Linked DNA regions of Homo sapiens: region 1 is linked to region 2. A link is a loop called in an ENCODE intact Hi-C map of the cell type or tissue named here. Cell type or tissue: heart left ventricle. All regions are shown on one strand. Each heading gives the region's core, and the rest is flanking DNA. Links, peaks and the distances in the headings are about the cores only. Region 1 overlaps FNDC3A (fibronectin type III domain containing 3A). Region 2 overlaps FNDC3A (fibronectin type III domain containing 3A).

Region 1 (8,346 bases), core at 99-8,098, 51 kb before region 2:
TGAATATGCTCCTTTCACAAAATGAAGATAGTTAAGCCTATTTTGCCTACTTTAGGTGGTAGTTGTAAGAATCAAGTGATATGGATATAAAAGCAAATTTTACTTCTAACATTAGCATACAAATAGAGTTCAAATTACTTCCAAATCTATATTTTCGATCCTAATTACTAATCTGTTCATGTAGAACTGTATCTCCTGAGGCACGCTAAAGAATACCCAAGTTTGAATGTTTCACTAGCAACTTTAGAAAACCAAATTCTTAATCTGCTTGTCTATACTATTTTATCACGTTCTTCATTCCTGTAAAATGAAGAAGGAATTGGGTTAGATCTCTTTCGTTTCTGTTTCCTTTCATTGTTTCCGTCGGTAAACACTTACCCATCCAGGTTTTCCTGGGTTACAGTATCATCTTACATTTCTTCTTTACCTTTCATTCTCCCCATGCTAGATTAGTACTCCAGCTTTATTATTTCACTATAAGTTTATAGGATCCACTCTCCCCACTGTCCCCTACCACTCCACATACACACACAATTACTACCTCAGTCTTCACACAGGAATTTTGTGGTATCTATGTGGGAGTCCATCTCTTTTTCTTCTATGCAACTCTATAATTCACCTGAAACCAGCAACAGAAAACAGCATTTTTAGAAGATTTTAAAAATACATATGAACATGCCTTGGACTACCAGATTTCAGTTATAAGCTTTGGAATATAAATACTCATTCCTGTACTAATTACCCACCTCTTTCTACCAAATTTTATCTCATCCAAGTTCTTTAAGATTCAATTCAAAATTCACTTATGAAGTTTTCCACATCTTATCCCAATGTAGTCACTCTTTCTGTGACTTAACATATAAGTGCAAGTAATAAGATAGCTTTTTCTTTTTGAGACAGAGTCTTGCTCTTTCACCCAGGCTGGAGGGCTGGAGTGCAGTGGCATGATTTCAGCTTGCTGCAACCTCTGCCTCCCAGGTTCAAGTGATTCTTGGGTCTCAGTCTCCTGAGTAGCTGGGATTACAGGCATACACCACCACGTCCAGATAATTTTTGTATTTTTAGTAGAGATAGGGTTCCACCATGTTGGCCAGGCTGGTCTTGAACTCTTAACCTCAGGTGATCTGCCCACCTCGGCCTCCCAAAGTGCTGGGATTACAGGCATGAGCCCCTGTGCCCAGCCATAAGATCTTTTTAATAGAATGAGTTAGTACTAAAAGATTTTCTGGAAAAGCAGAAATTGAAAAAGTTGAAATTGGCCCAGTGCAGTGGCTCACACCTCTAATCCCAATACTTTAGGAGGCCGGGGCAGGAGGATCGCTTGAGCCTAGGAGTTCGCAACCAGCCCAAGCAACAATAGTAAGACCCAGTCTCAATAAAAAAATAATAATAATATTTTTTAAGTTGAAATTAGCATTTTAAAATTTTTTTAATTTATTTTTAAAACTATGTTTGCTAAATTCAACATAGTATTCTGGAAGTCTGTTTAGTTAAAAGTATAGTTAAAAGCTTAGTTAATAGTATTTACCAATATTAATAGTTTTGACAAAAATGCATGGTTATATAGGATTTTAACATTAGGGGAAGCTGGGTAAAGGATAGACAGGGATTCCATACTATCTTCCCAACTTTTCTTTAAACCTAAATTTATTTCCAAATAAAAGACTTTTAAAAATACTTTATTTGTGTAACTCTGGTAAACAGTTCATTTCACTCAGCCACTCATTTTGTTGATGAGGCCTAGAACCCTAAGAGGGTGAGACTTCAGTATCACCAGGCAAATTAGTGACACATCTTGTGCTTCCCTATTTAATATTTTCTCTACTGTCTGTACTCCCCACAGATCCTGATAAAGCAAGCTTCATAAAGTAGGTGCCAGGCTGGGCATAGTGACTCACACCTGTAATTCCAACACTTTGGGAGGCTGAGGCGGGAGGGTGGCTTGAGGCCAGGAGCTCGAGACCATCCTGGGCAACATAGCAAGACCCCATCTTTACTACTACTACTACTACTACTACTACTACTACTGCTACTACTACTACTACTACTAATAATAATAATAATAATAAAGTAGATGCCAGTTAATGCTTTTGACTGACCCACCTTCATAGTCCTATTCACGTTCTCAAAGTTTAACACAACTATTATCATCCCATAAAATCAAGAGACACTTATGGGTATACATACATGTATAGTAGCAGTTTGTTTTAAAAAAGAAAAAAAAACCTGCTCAGTTTCAAGTTAATAGCCAGCTGTATACTGGATCATACAAAGAATCATTTTTAAGTTCATTGTAAATGAAACACAGTACCAAGACTTTAAGACAGTATTAGAGTGAATACAGTATTACATTTCCTGTGATTTAACAGAAGCAAAATAAATATAGTAATAGTTTTTTTTATTCAGACTTCGAGAACTTTGAAAAGGACAGAATGTTACAATTTTATGGAGATTACTTAATTTTACTTTAATTCAAGATAGGAGTAATTGTCATCCTAGTGGTTATTAGTTTGGTTTTAGAAATGCTAAGGTAGTTGTTAAACATATATAATTTTAAAGCAAGCTTTTATATAAATGCCTACATATAATCTGGTACCTTTCTCACCAATCTGTAAACCTTATCTAATCTCTAGATTTTTTTCGCTTTAACAAAAGTAACTTGTACTCATAAAATTATTCCAGTAGTATAAAAATATATAAAACATAATTGAAACCACATGTTTTTTTCTGTCACAACTTTCTCTGCGTCTCACCACACTTACACAAAATCCCCAAAGATAACAATTGGTACATTTGTACAGTACATTTTCAGACATTTTTGTACAGTTTTATAAAAGCTAACTCAACTGCAATCACAGTGTATGTACTGCTTTCCAGCTTCACTTTTTTCTCCTATTACGTAGCACCTGTATATTGAGGAAATCTTCAGATGTTAGCGCATGTATGTCCACCTCATGTTCTTTTTTGAGCACTTGCAGAATAATATGTTCATAGGCTGTGTTATGTACCATCATTTAGGTAGTCAGTGCCCTATAGTTCTAGTTTTTTGCCATTAATAATGCTGCAATGAACATTCTTAAGTGTGTATATTTGTATACATATGTTAAGTTTATAGGATATTACCCTGAAAAAAAATTCCTGGATGTAGAATTTCTGAATCAAAAAGTAAACACATCTTACATTTTATAATGATTCACTAGTTGCTATACACAAGGATTGAACTTACATATACTGTTACCACACTTAGAGAGTGCCATTTCTCCAAGTTTTTAACACTAGATAGTATTAGCTTTTTAATCTTCCCCTATCCAGTAGATGAAAACTGGGATTCTGTTTTAATTTACATGTATTTATGAATGCAGTTTCACACGTACATCATTTTATATGTTGTCCATTTATATTTACATATCTTTGGATGTCGATGTCCTTTGCTCATTTTTCTCTTGAGTTTTTGTCATCCTCCTGTTGTAAAAACATTTTCTAAGCTGAGGAAATGAACCCTTTCAAACATGTTACAATGGTCTTTTTAATCCCAGTTTTTTTCTTTTGACTATGTATGGTGTCTACGCTAATAGTTTTGAATGGCCTGGTTTTTAAACTTTTGTGGAACCCATCTCATTTGTTGTGGAACCCACAACAAATTATTTGCAATGGGCAGGTTTATATTTGTGAGCCATTTTATCTATATAAACAGATACATTTTATTTAATCTTGAAACCTCATTAGATATTTCACTGCTCATTGTATACATTACAGTTGTTTTAAAGAACTTTTAAATGTTGTATTTTTACAGGCCTCCGACATCCAGGCAAGGACAGTAGTACTTACCTGGTCACCACCTTCCAGCCTCATTAATGGTGAAACAGATGAAAGTAGTGTACCAGAGCTCTATGGTTATGAAGTTCTGATCTCAAGTACTGGAAAAGATGGGAAATACAAAAGTGTATATGTGTAGGTATTTGTTGTTTTGCTTTCTCCCATTGTGTAAATTAATGGTTTATTATAAAGAGCTTATTACTAATTTTGCTCTACTTTTCCTTCTTCACGCTTTTATTCTGAATCTTTAAGTTGGCTAATGATAGTGATTTCAATGTAAATGGTCCAAATGTAGCTTGGTACACATTTCTGTCTACCTTCCTTCAGAATAATCACTTTTATTGGCCACATTCAGCTTTTTTTTTCCCAGTAGGCTCCCTAATAGATGGTTCAGTATTCACGTATTCTTAATGCATTAAATATAAGTTGTAGTATGTAGAACCCATGACCAAAAATGGACAATTCATGATTGTAAACTCATAAAGTATGACATTGCTCCTCTAAGGACTGGATTTAATTCTTACATGTACAAGCTCATGTCCTGTTGTAAAATGAATTTAGTAGCACTGTTATTTATTTGCATGTTAGTATGTTTATAGTCATATTTTGAAAACTTACGTATTTCTTTCCTTGGTTTAAAAGTATATTACACACAGCCAGGCACGGTGGCTCACGCCTGTAATCCCAGCACTTTGGGAGGCTGAGGCGGGTGGATCACCTGAGTTCAGCAGTTCGAGACCAGCCTGGCCAACACGGTGAAACCCCGTCTTTACTAAAAATATAAAAATTAGCCAGGGGTGGTGGCACATGCCTGTAGTCCCAGCTACTTAGGACGCTGAGGCAGGAGAATCGCTTGAACCTGGCAGGTGGCAGTTGCAGTGAGCCAAGATCGCGTCATTGCACTCCAGCCTGAGTGACAGAGTGAGACTCCATCTCAAGAAAAAAATAAAAGTATATTACGCACCACGAAGCCTTAGAAAGATTCAGTAGCTAAAGTTGTGACATTTATGATTGACAGTTTTGAAATAAATTATTCTGTCCATATTCATATAGAAGTTGATTATTCTAATAAAAAAGGGTAATGTTAATGGTTAGTTATTATTTAAGCACCAAGAAGACTGTAAAGGTGATGGTTAATCATTTGAATGATCACAATTAGCACAGAACACTGGCTCCATCAGCCTTGTTGCTATCTTTTTTCAAAACATAGCTGGCAAGGAGAAGAAAGGAAAGTGAAACTGCTCCGGTGCCTCTCATCTAGTTACATAAGGTTATAAAAATTTCCTGTTTCCTCTCTATTGAGATTTCCTTGTGTTCTATTCATTTTTCTTAAGAGAGACAAGTAAACCTAAGGGGTAAGTAGGGGATAAAGGACTATCAACATAAAGGTTTCTTACTATGTTAATGACTGTTTTTTAGTTATATATGGCTGCTTACTAAGAGGAATGCTTTATTTCCATTTGCAGCCTGACCAGGGAGCACGAGGGGGGCATTAGTCATCTCCCATATCCTACAGGAATTAAGGTCTCTAAGGATGCTACTGCAACTGCCCAGTTCATTAAAATGTACTTTCAGCCTTGAAACATATTTATTTTTCATCATATTTACTGGCCTTGATTTGAGAAATAGAGTAGCTGGGAGGTAAGGGGTGGGGAATGGAAAGAAGTCCATAAAGTGGAGAGGAGAGAGACTTGGTGGAAGGAAATGAAATAGGGAATCGTGATTTTAAGTTTAAAAAAAAAAAAAGTAGGGAATAGGCTGGTTTGCGGCTACATACCCAAATAATATTCTGTTGTGTATATATACCACATTTTCTTTATCCCATTCATCCATTGATGGACACTTAGGTTGATCTATATTTTTGCTCTTGTCAATAGTGCTGCAGTAAATGTGGGAAAAGCACATCTCTTCAATATACTGATTTTTCCCCTATTTGGAAAAATACCCAGTAGTGGGATTGCTCATTTGTATGATATTTCTATTTTTAATTTTTTGAGAAATCTCCACACTTGTATCCATATTGGTTGTACTAATTAACATTCCACCAACAGTGTATAAGGGCTTTTTTTCTCTGCATCCTCACCAGCATCTGTTATTTTTTTGTCTTTGTAATAGTAGCCATTCTAACTAGGGTAAAATGATCTCATTGTAATTTTGATTTGGATTTCCCTGACTAATGATGTAGAGTATTTTTTCATATACCTGTTGGCCATTTGTATGTCTTTGGAGAAATGTCTATTCATGTCCTTTGTCCACTTTTAATGGGATTATTTGTGTTTTTCCTGTTGAGTTGAATTCCTTGTATATTCTGGATATTAGTCTTTTGTTAGATGAATAGTTTGCAAATACTCTCTCCCTTTCTGAGGGTTGTGTCTTCACTGTGTTGGTTGTTTCCTCTGCTGTGCAAAAGTTTTAGTTTATTTCTCTATTTTTCTTTTTTTTGTTGTTGCCTGTGCTTTGGGGGTCTTAGCATAAAATCTTTGCTTAAACCAGTGTCCTGAAGTGTTTCTTCTATATTTTCTTCCAGGATTTCATAGTTTCAGGTCTTAAACATTTAAGTCTGTAAGCCTTCTTGTGTTTATTTTTATGTAAGATGAGAGATACAGTCCAGTTTCATTCTTCTGCAGGTGGATATCCAATTTTCCTAGCAGCATTTATTGAGAAGGGTATCCTTTCCCCAGTGTATGTTCTTGGCACCATTGTTAAAAAGTCATTTGGCTATAAATTTATTTCTGGCTTCTCTATTGTGTTCCTTAGTTCTTGTGTCTATTTTTATACCAATGCCATGCTGTTTTGATTACTATAGTCTTGCAGTATATTTTGAAGTCAGGTAGAGTGATGCCTCCAGCTTTGTTCTTTTTACTTAGGATTGCGTTGGCTATTCAGGCTATTTTTTGGTTCCATAGACATTTTTGGATCACTTTTTATATTTCTGTGAAAAATGACATTGGTATTTTGATAGGGATTCCATTGAATATAAATTGCTTTGGACAGTATGTTCATTTTAATGGTATTAATTTTTTGAATACATGAGCAATGGATGTCTTTTCATTTGTTTGTGTTCTCTTCAATTTCTTTCATCAGTGTTTTATAGTTTTATCTTGTAGAGATCTTTCTACCTGTTATATTAGATTTATTCTTAGGGTGTTTTTTCTTTTGTAGCTATTGTAAATGTGATTGCCTTTTGGGCTTCTTTCTCAGCTAGTTTATTATTAGTGTATAGAAATGATGCTGATTTTTGTATTTTGATTTTATATCCTGCAACTTACTGAATTTATTTATCAGATCCAAGAGTTTTCTGGTGGAGTCTTCAGATTTTTCTACATGTAAGATCATGTCATCTACAAAGAAGGACAATTTGACTTTTTTTTTTTTTTTAATCTGAATACCTTTTATTCCTTTCTCTTGGCTGGTTGCTCTGGCTAGGACTTCCAGTACCATATTGGAGTGGTGAGAGTAGGCATCCTTGTCTTGTTCGAGTTCTTAGAGGAAAGGTTTTTAGACTTTCCCCTTTCTGTATGATGTTAGCTATGGGTCTGTCATATGTGGTCTTTATTATGTTGAGGTATGTCCCTTTAGTGCCTAGTTTGTTGAAAGATTTTATGAAGGGATGCTGAATTTTATCAAAATTTCTCTACATCTATTGAGATGATCATATAATTTTTGTCCTTCATTATGTTGATATGGTGTATCACATTATTGATTTGTGTATGTTGAGCCATCCTTGCATCCCTGGTATAAATCCCACTTGATCATGGTGTATTGTCTTTATAATGTGCTGTTGAATTCAGTTTGCCAGTGTTTTGATGAGGATTTCGTGTCCGTGTTTATCAAGGATTAGTCTGTACTTTTCTTTTTTTGTTGTGTCCGTATCTGGTTTTGGTACCAGAGTGATGCTGTCCTTGTAGAATGAGTTAGAGAGAATTCCCTCCTCTTCAATGTTTTTGGAATAGTTTGAGGAGAATTGGTGTTCCTTAAAAGTTTGGTAGAATTTGTCAGTGAAGCCATTGGTCCTGGACTTTTCTTTGTTTGAAGACTCTTTATTACTGATTCAATCTCATTACTCGTTATTGGTTGGTTCATATTTTCTATTTCTCGCTGATTGAATCTTGGTAGGTAGTATGTATCTAGGAATTTGTCCACTTCCTCAGATTTTTCAGTTTGTTGGTGTAGGTTGTCCATAATAGTCTCTGATGATTGTAACTGTGTTATCAGTTGTAGTGTCTCCTTTTCCACTTCTGATTTTATTTGGGTCCCCTTTCTTCTTCTCTTGATTAGTCTAGGTGGTGGTTTAGTTCTGTTCTGATTTTTTATTTGTTTTAGAGATGGCATCTTGCGATGTTGCCTAAGCTGGACTCAAACTCCTGGGCTCAAGTGATCCTCCCACGTCAGCCTCCCAAGTACCTGGGACTGTAGGTGTGCACCACTGCACCTGGCTGTCTGCTCTGATCTGCACCACTGCACCTGGCTGTCTGCTCTGATCTTTATTATTTCTTCCACTAATTTTGGATTTGGTTTGTTCTTGCTTTT
Region 2 (8,346 bases), core at 278-8,277:
AACATGTATAACAGTACTCTTTATTTGTAGATACCTTTGTATGTATGTGTGTGTATAGACAGATAGACAGACTTTTTTTTTGAGACAGGGTATCTGTCACCCAGGCTGGAGAGCAGGGGTATGATCATGGCTCACTGCAACCTCAACCTCCCAGGCTTAAGCGATCCTCCTGCCTCAGCCTCCTGAGTAGCAGGGACTATAGGTGCACACCACCATACCAGGCTGATTTTTTACTTTTTTATAGAGATGGGGGTCCCCTTATGTTTCCCAGGTTGGTCTCAAACTCTCGGGCTCAAGTGATTCCCCCACCTTAGCCTCCCAAAGAGGTGGGATTACAGGCATGAGCCTCTGCACCTGACCTTTTATATATACTTATTATTGTAAATCATTTGCTGCCACTAGCAGTCTGTAAGTCTATACTATTAAATGACATATTGGCCAGGCATGGTGGTAAATGCATGTAATCCCAGCACTTTGGGAGGCCAAGGTGGGTGGGTCACTTGAGGTCAGGAGTTCGAGACCAGCCTGACCGACATGGTGAAACCCCTTCTCTGCTAAAAATGCAAAACTTAGCTGGGCATAGTGGCGTGTGCCTGTAATCCCAGCTGCTCTGGAGGCTGAGGCAGGAAAATCACTTGAACCTGGGAGGCGGAGGTTACAGTGAGCTGAAATCATGCCACTACATCCAGCCTGGGCGACAGAGTGAGACTCTGTCTCAAAAAAAAAAGCAATTAAAAACAAAAAACTATTAAATGACAGATTTATATTTGGAATTTTGGCTAGGCACAGTAGCTCACACCTGTAATCCCAATACTTGGGGAGGCCGAGGCTGGCAGATCACTTCAGGCCAGGAGTTCGGGACCAGCCTGGCCAACATCGGGAAACCCCATATCTACTAAAAATACAAAAATTAGCTGGGCTTGGTGGTACCCACACCTGTAGTCCCAGCTACTCAGGAGGCTGAGGCACAAGAATCGCTTGAACCCAGGAGGTGGAGGTTGCAGTGAGCTGAGATTGTGCCACTGAACTCCAGCCTGGGCAACAGGCTTTTTCTCAAAAAAATAATAACATATTTGGAATTTTAAAATTGATTGGGTTTTCAAATTTATTGTTTTAAATTAGGAACTTTTGAACTACTAATAAAACTATCTGCCATAGTTCATTGATTTTTACATGAAATATTTATTTTCAAGATGGTTTCAAGATTACTTTTCACAAAGCAGGCGCATTATATCACCATTTTGCTCTGCCTTGTAAACTTGCCATCTGGGATTTTTGGGTGGTATTCATGTGAGAGTAAAGCATATTCTCTAGCAGTTTCCTATAGCTACAGGTTTGTTTGTTTTTTTTCATTGCTTCTAACAGGATATAGTTACTATGAGTCCATGAAATATAATGGAAATGTGAATAAGGAGTTTACTGAAGACTTTAAACATTTGATTTTTTTTTAATCGTGAATATGATAGAAACTGGTAGTGTTGAGCAGTGCAAATATTTGAAGTGGTGATTTGTGAAATAGCCCAGCATTGCCTTAAACAAAATCACAGTCTACTTCTTGTTTTATACATATGATAGTATAAAAGGTTTCTTTTTTTTCCCATTTTCTGAGATTTATAGATTGGTATATAGCTTTAAACTATATAAAGTTTTATGGAAAGATTTTTTAAACTTATTAATATAAATTTTAAAGTTGATATAATTAAAGTGAGCCTATCTTCTGTTTATAAAATGCAAGATTCCTTAACATTTATAATTATACAGATGAAATAGTTTCTATAAGGAAGTTGGAGTTTTGATTTTGCCCTTTATAGATGTTAGATTGTGCAGATTTGTCTGTATTTTCTCACCATATCAAATAATACTTTTATTATAAGATTGGTTTTCAAGAGCCGTATTAGTTGTTATAATTGATTAGTATATAGTTTAACTTTATTCATCATATTTATACTGTAGATTTATGGCCAGAGGTTGAGGTTATTTCAGGAGAGTTGATGACCTTCATTTAAAGTCTAGCTAAAATCAGTGCTGTAAACAAAAGGAAACATTTACGTTTGTTTCTGTTTGCCATATATAGTAGCCTTGATTTTTTACTTTTTTATAAAACAGTTACGTTCACAATATTAGCCTGAGGTATTAATGACATTGTGATGATACAAAATGGTGTATATTCCCTGTGCAATCGGATTTGGAGGAAAAATGAAGGACTTAACATTATCTGAAGTCACTGATACTCTGAATAAGTATGGTCAAGGAGTGAACTATTTTCTTTTGGAAAAACTTTTTAAAATTTTATTTTTAAAGTATTATACTGTTATTTTTAGGGCCTAATGGTTACATTGAATAGTTGGTTTCACCTTCTTAAGGTTTTTTACCAATATTCATGAAACTTGATATTTTTAAAATCCCTACCCTTTGGTAAGTCGTTATTTATTAACATTTTTATTGGTGATTAATACATGTTTTTTCCTAAATTAAAAATAAATAACTTGGAATAATTTTAATATTAAATATTTGTTAACAACTGAATGTTTCCATAGAATTTTCTGAGAAGTTGAGTTTCTTAGAGTTTTCGTAGCTGGCTGGGCCCAGTGGCTCATGCCTGTAATCCCAGCACTTTGGCTCAAGCAGTCCTCCCTCTGAGACAGGAGGACCACTTGTGCCCAGGAGTCTGAGACCAGCCTGGGCAACATGGTGAAACCCTGTCTCTGTAAAAAGTAGAAAAATTAGCCCAGCATGGTAGTGCACACCCGTAGTCCCAGCTACTCAGGAGGCTGAGGTGGGAGGATGGCTTGAGCCCAGGAAGTCGAGGGTGCAGTGAGCCATGTTTGCACCACTGCACTCCTGCAGTCTAGGTGATGGAGCCAGCCAGACCTTGTCTCAAAAAAAAAAAAAAAAAAAAAAAAAGAAGTTGAGCTAGCTCTTAAAGATGGGCATTTGGCAAAACTGCCTGATACAGTGCAGTAACAAGTAGGTTTACTTCTGACCATTATAATGATGCGCCACTGTTAAGTGAAAATACCAGTGTATTGGGGCTTTTCTTTTGCTAATGAGCTTTGAAAAATTGATGACAAGAAATTTCTGTAATTGTTCTCCTATGTGTCGGGGAAGGAATTTGCCAATACTGAATAAAATTTTTTATATTCCGGGTAATGTATGTTAAAAGTAATTATGAGAAAGTGAGCTTTTTAGCATGGAACAGAAAAATCAAATTCTGTTACAAAATAAACAAATTTATAGAACAGAATGTTGGTAAAATTTGATATGGAATATGCCTAAGAAAGATTCGTGAAGTATTAAAAAATTAAAAATAATAATTTACACCTACCATCTCCCGTACCTTTAATTAGTATCAATTTCTTCACTCCTTATATTTCTCCTGAATTATTCCACCGACCTCATTCCCTAATGTCCTGCCCTTCTTACAAAAACCATTTCCTGAAGAAATAAGGGGCAGAAGAAAGTATAGGTAAATGAAACTTTAAAATTTCTCACACCTTTACTTTCATGATTTTTAAGTCTTTTTAGTTAATGTGAATACTTATAGAATTATGACCAAATTAATCTTGAAACACAGGGAAAAGACTTTATTAATGAATCTTTAAATATGCAGTTCTGTGCAATCAGTGGACATTTAAGGGTGAAAAATAAAAACACTAGTTACATTTGTTTTTCTAGTTTGGACCATTTTCAGAAAAATGTGATATTACTACAGCCCCTGGGCCACCAGATCAGTGCAAGCCCCCTCAAGTGACATGTAGATCTGCAACTTGTGCACAAGTGAATTGGGAGGTATTGTAATTTCCATTGACTTGTATCTACTTTCTTAAGTGAATAGAATAGTTTATATAAAAGAATAAAGATACTGTTCATTTTTACCGCCTATATTATACAGAGTAAGCCCTAGTTTAATTCACATGAAAAACAGTGACTTCTTTTTCCTCTTTGAAGAATTTGAGTAAGGTATATTTGCATTACAAATATTTAGATTCCTGTTCATTATGTGCTTTGTATTTTTATGAATGGCTTTGTCTCAGTACTGAGATATTTCAGCCACTGTAAGTTTAATGTTCAGAATAGACATACACAGGAATTAGTAAATTCTATTTCTCTTATATTTATCCAGTACACATCTCCAGTGTACTTATTGTGGATAGTAATAATCAGTGATGATAATTATTATATTTTCAGTTCCCTTTGAAATTTAACAAAATGTGTGTATGCTTTTAACATTTCATATTAATAGAATTATCTTGAAACATATTTACCTTAAAACACTCTTTCTAAAGTGACTTAGTCATATTTCTACTTCTAATTCAAAACAGTTATATATTTGACCAATCTTAAATTCAGATAATCTTAATGAATAAAAAATGTAAAATTGAACAGTTTTGATTGTGCTTAAAAGTTTTAAAGAAACTCAAAAGCAATCTAGTTTTACATGTGCTCAGGTAAAGAGCATTTTTGGCCAAAAGCTATTTAATCAACATCAAGACTAAGACCTTTATCCTTTTCTTAATTTAAAGGTTCCTTTGAGTAATGGAACAGATGTCACTGAATATCGACTGGAGTGGGGAGGAGTTGAAGGAAGTATGCAGATATGTTACTGTGGGCCTGGTCTCAGTTATGAAATAAAAGGACTTTCACCAGCAACTACCTATTATTGCAGGGTCCAGGTAAAGATGATCAGTACCTTGTCACTTAACTCTATCCAGAGTTTTATATTTCATTGGCATTTTCATGGTCATGACTTTGTTAACTCGGAGGCTCTGTTAATTTGTAGGCTCTGAGTGTTGTGGGTGCAGGCCCTTTCAGTGAAGTAGTAGCCTGTGTGACTCCACCATCAGTTCCTGGCATTGTGACCTGTCTTCAAGAAATAAGCGATGATGAGATAGAAAATCCCCATTATTCACCTTCTACATGCCTTGCAATAAGCTGGGAAAAGCCTTGTGATCATGGTTCGGAAATCCTTGCCTACAGCATAGACTTTGGAGATAAACAATCCCTAACAGTGGGAAAGGTTACAAGCTATATTATCAACAATTTGCAACCAGATACAACATACAGGTATACTCTAAAAATTATGTTGATTTTTGCCTAGACCAGAGAGACGCTTTAAATAAAACAATCATAACCAAACTTTTTTTCTTATGTGGCACTTAGAATACGAATTCAAGCCTTGAATAGCCTTGGAGCTGGTCCTTTCAGCCATATGATAAAATTAAAAACTAAGCCTCTCCCTCCTGATCCACCTCGTCTGGAATGTGTTGCCTTTAGCCACCAGAACCTTAAGCTGAAATGGGGAGAAGGAACTCCAAAGACATTGTCAACCGATTCTATTCAGTACCACCTTCAGATGGAGGATAAGAATGGACGGTAGGTTTTTTTAATTGCTTCTTTATATAGTTTCTTAGGTCTTAAGTATATACATTTCTGTAACTATTAGAAGTAGGCCAGGTGTGGTGGCTGACACCTGTAATCTCAGCACTTTGGGAGGCTGAGGCAGGCGAATTGCTTGAGCCCAGGAGTGCAAGACCAGCCTGGGCAAGACAGTGAGACCTTGTCTCTAAAAAAAATTTATTTTAATGAAGTAAGTTTTCAAAAACGAAGTCAAGATTGTCATACAAAAGTGTGCTGTTTTTAAAACGTTAGAAAACACAATGTACATTTCCTGTTTATAATTTGTGAGTGGAATACCAAGAGAAAAAAATAAGTGGGCTACTGTTTGGTTGTTTTCTGTAATCCATTTACTGTTTTCATGATAGTAAAAGACACCTAATCTTAGATACAAAATAAACTCTTCAGTGTTTATTTCTAGCAGGACACAATTTTTTTTTTTTAAGACAAGGTCTTGCTCTGTCACCCAGGCTGGCCTCCAGTGGCACTATCTTGGCTCATTGCAACCTCTGCCTCCAGGGCTGGAGCCATCCTCCCACCTCAGCTCCCCAAGTATCTGTGACCACAGGCGTGGGCCACTACACCTGGCTAATTTTTGTATTTTTAGTAGAGATGGGGTTTCACCATGTCGCTCACACTGGTCTCGAACTCCTGGGCTCAAGTGGTCCTCCCCGCTCAGCCTCACTGAGTGCTGAGATTACAACTCATGAGCCACTGTGCCTGACCGAAACAATTTTTTTTTTTTTTTTTTTTGAGACGGAGTCTCACTCTCACCAGGCTGGAGTGCAGTGACGCGATCTCGGCTCACTGCAATCTCCGCCTCTCAGGTTCAAACAATTCCCCTGCCTCAGCCTCCCAAGTAGCTGGGACTACAGGTGCGCACCACCACGCCCGGCTAATTTTTTGTATTTTAGTAGAGGCGGAGTTTCACCATGTTGGCCAGGATGGTCTCCATCTCCTGACCTCCCGATCCACCTGCCTCGACCTCCCAAAGTGCTGGGATTACAGGCGTGAGCCACTGCACCCGGCCCTGAAACAATTTTATAGTAAATGATTATGATCGTTCCTGGCCTCTGAGATCCTTGAGGGCAGAGATTATGTTTCAGTCTTTTCCAGATTCCTGACACAGGGCCTGCACGCTAAATGAATACAGTTCAGTTTTTCACTGTGTGATCTCAGTTAGATTCTGTGATTAATTATCTAGTCCCTTTGCTAATCACTGTTGCTAATCTTTGCTAATCTTTGAATTAGAAAGAACCTAATTTCATTCAGGTTCTTTCTGTGCCTCTTTCACATCTTCATGTACATGTTGTACTATTCCTATATAATGTGCCATATACTGCCACACTAAATCATGTATTTTAATTACAGTGTTAACTCTGAATATTTGTAACAGTCATTCTAATGCCAACTAGGGCTATTTATTCACATTATATTCCATATAAGCAATGCCACATACCTCCCACAGCTGTTAATCCTTTAATATTTTAAGAATTTTGAATTTTGCTTTTCTACTTTTCACTGAATATATTAGAAACAATTTCCAAATCTGATGGACTCAGAATACTAGTAACAGTTTTTCCCAAGATTTACTTTTCTGTGTTGTTTGTATCTTAGCCAGGTATTCAACAATGAAATATTCATGGTGCTTGTACATAACCACTCTCTATCAGAAATACTTATACATTTAAAATAACATATGGAATAATTTTGTATACTAGTATATCACCAGTAAGAACATTACACAGAACAAACGTGATCATTTCCTAAAATCTGTATCGATGAATGTTAGCCTTTGTTCTTGGCAGAATTTTATGTAATCTTTGTAGCCTTATCTCTACAAAGAGATTATTTGCCTTGTACAGGTTTTTGGTATAGCCATTTATCTTTAATATATGTTATTATTACTGGACAAATTAATTGTTTAAATTTTTTTCCTCCCCTTTCTAGCATACATTTGGGGTAGTGCAAGAAGGCTTACTGGAAACAGGTCTAATTAGTGTTTGGTTGAAAGATAATAGAATAAAGATTCTATTAGATATAAATTCTATTATAGAACTTCCAACTTAATATTCAGCTAGCATCTAGAGAATTGTTATGGGGTATGAATATGGCTCATGGCCTTTGGTTGTGGAAAATAAAGAAATTAAAACCTTTTATGATACTGTTAAGTTTAATGCACACATTTAATAAATTAAATCAATTTAATATCTTTGATTACTTTCATTCCCTTTGATTTTCACAACTATATACACTTGCTGTGGGATGGTATCATAATGATACTTTAGTTGTTCCCTGATCCAGATTTTGTCATTGTTCAGCTTTTTTAAACAGTGGTATTACCACTATTTTTTTTTCCTGTCATTAAAAAAAAATTTAGAGGTTGAAAAGGCAAGGCTTATCCAATTACTGCTTATTGGAAGTACTGTTTCTTCCTGTCATTAAATATTTCTTTATTTTTAACTTGGCTACAATTTTCAGACTGTTAGCATTGAATAAGCATTCATTATTCATTCTCTAATTTCCAAAAATTTTAGAAACATCCAATCAAAAATAATGGGATGCATTCAACTTATAGATAACATATTAGGAGAAATATGTATGATATTCAACTTCATTGAACAGTTCAAGTGGGTAATGTATTGGAAATTTTATATTATCATACTGCTTTTGTAAATCTCTAAAAAAACGTCACCAAGTCAACTAAAAATCTGCCTGGGAATTGAGAATTCTCTTTTTTCCAGATAAAGACAAGGAAGATTAAAATAGAAACTTAATCTCATAGCTCAGGTCTCTATGCCATACTTGGCAAATTTTATCAATATGACTTTAGTTAGAAATAATTTGTAATGAAAATTGTGATGTTCTGAGCATCTTTTAAAATGTACATTAACAAAACAGTATTCAGAAACAAAGCTAAACCGGAAGCCTGAGAAGAAACAGTTATGGTCG

What was found. A loop is a pair of places that touch in the nucleus more often than their neighbours do. Peaks named below come from ENCODE experiments on the same cell type or tissue, not always from the same donor. Only the 100,000 strongest peaks of a DNase experiment are listed, where the experiment ranks them.
Region 1: a loop joins it to region 2, with 8 times the contacts of the local background. A loop is called at or near these places in 3 of 110 quality-filtered maps.

Annotation. Positions count from the first base shown.
Region 1 is chr13:49,141,985-49,150,330 of GRCh38, forward strand. It overlaps FNDC3A (fibronectin type III domain containing 3A), which reads left to right. Exons shown (of 26, transcript NM_001079673.2): 8 at 3,794-3,951. Among named protein-coding and RNA genes, the nearest start is that of MLNR, 74 kb to the right of the region's middle. In heart left ventricle, for the core only: no CTCF peak of the experiment used is centred there; no DNase peak of the experiment used is centred there; H3K4me3 peaks cover 559 bases; H3K27ac peaks cover 978 bases.
Region 2 is chr13:49,193,202-49,201,547 of GRCh38, forward strand. FNDC3A (fibronectin type III domain containing 3A) reads left to right here. Exons shown (of 26, transcript NM_001079673.2): 20 at 3,676-3,789; 21 at 4,524-4,673; 22 at 4,781-5,064; 23 at 5,161-5,373. Among named protein-coding and RNA genes, the nearest start is that of MLNR, 23 kb to the right of the region's middle. In heart left ventricle, for the core only: no CTCF peak of the experiment used is centred there; no DNase peak of the experiment used is centred there.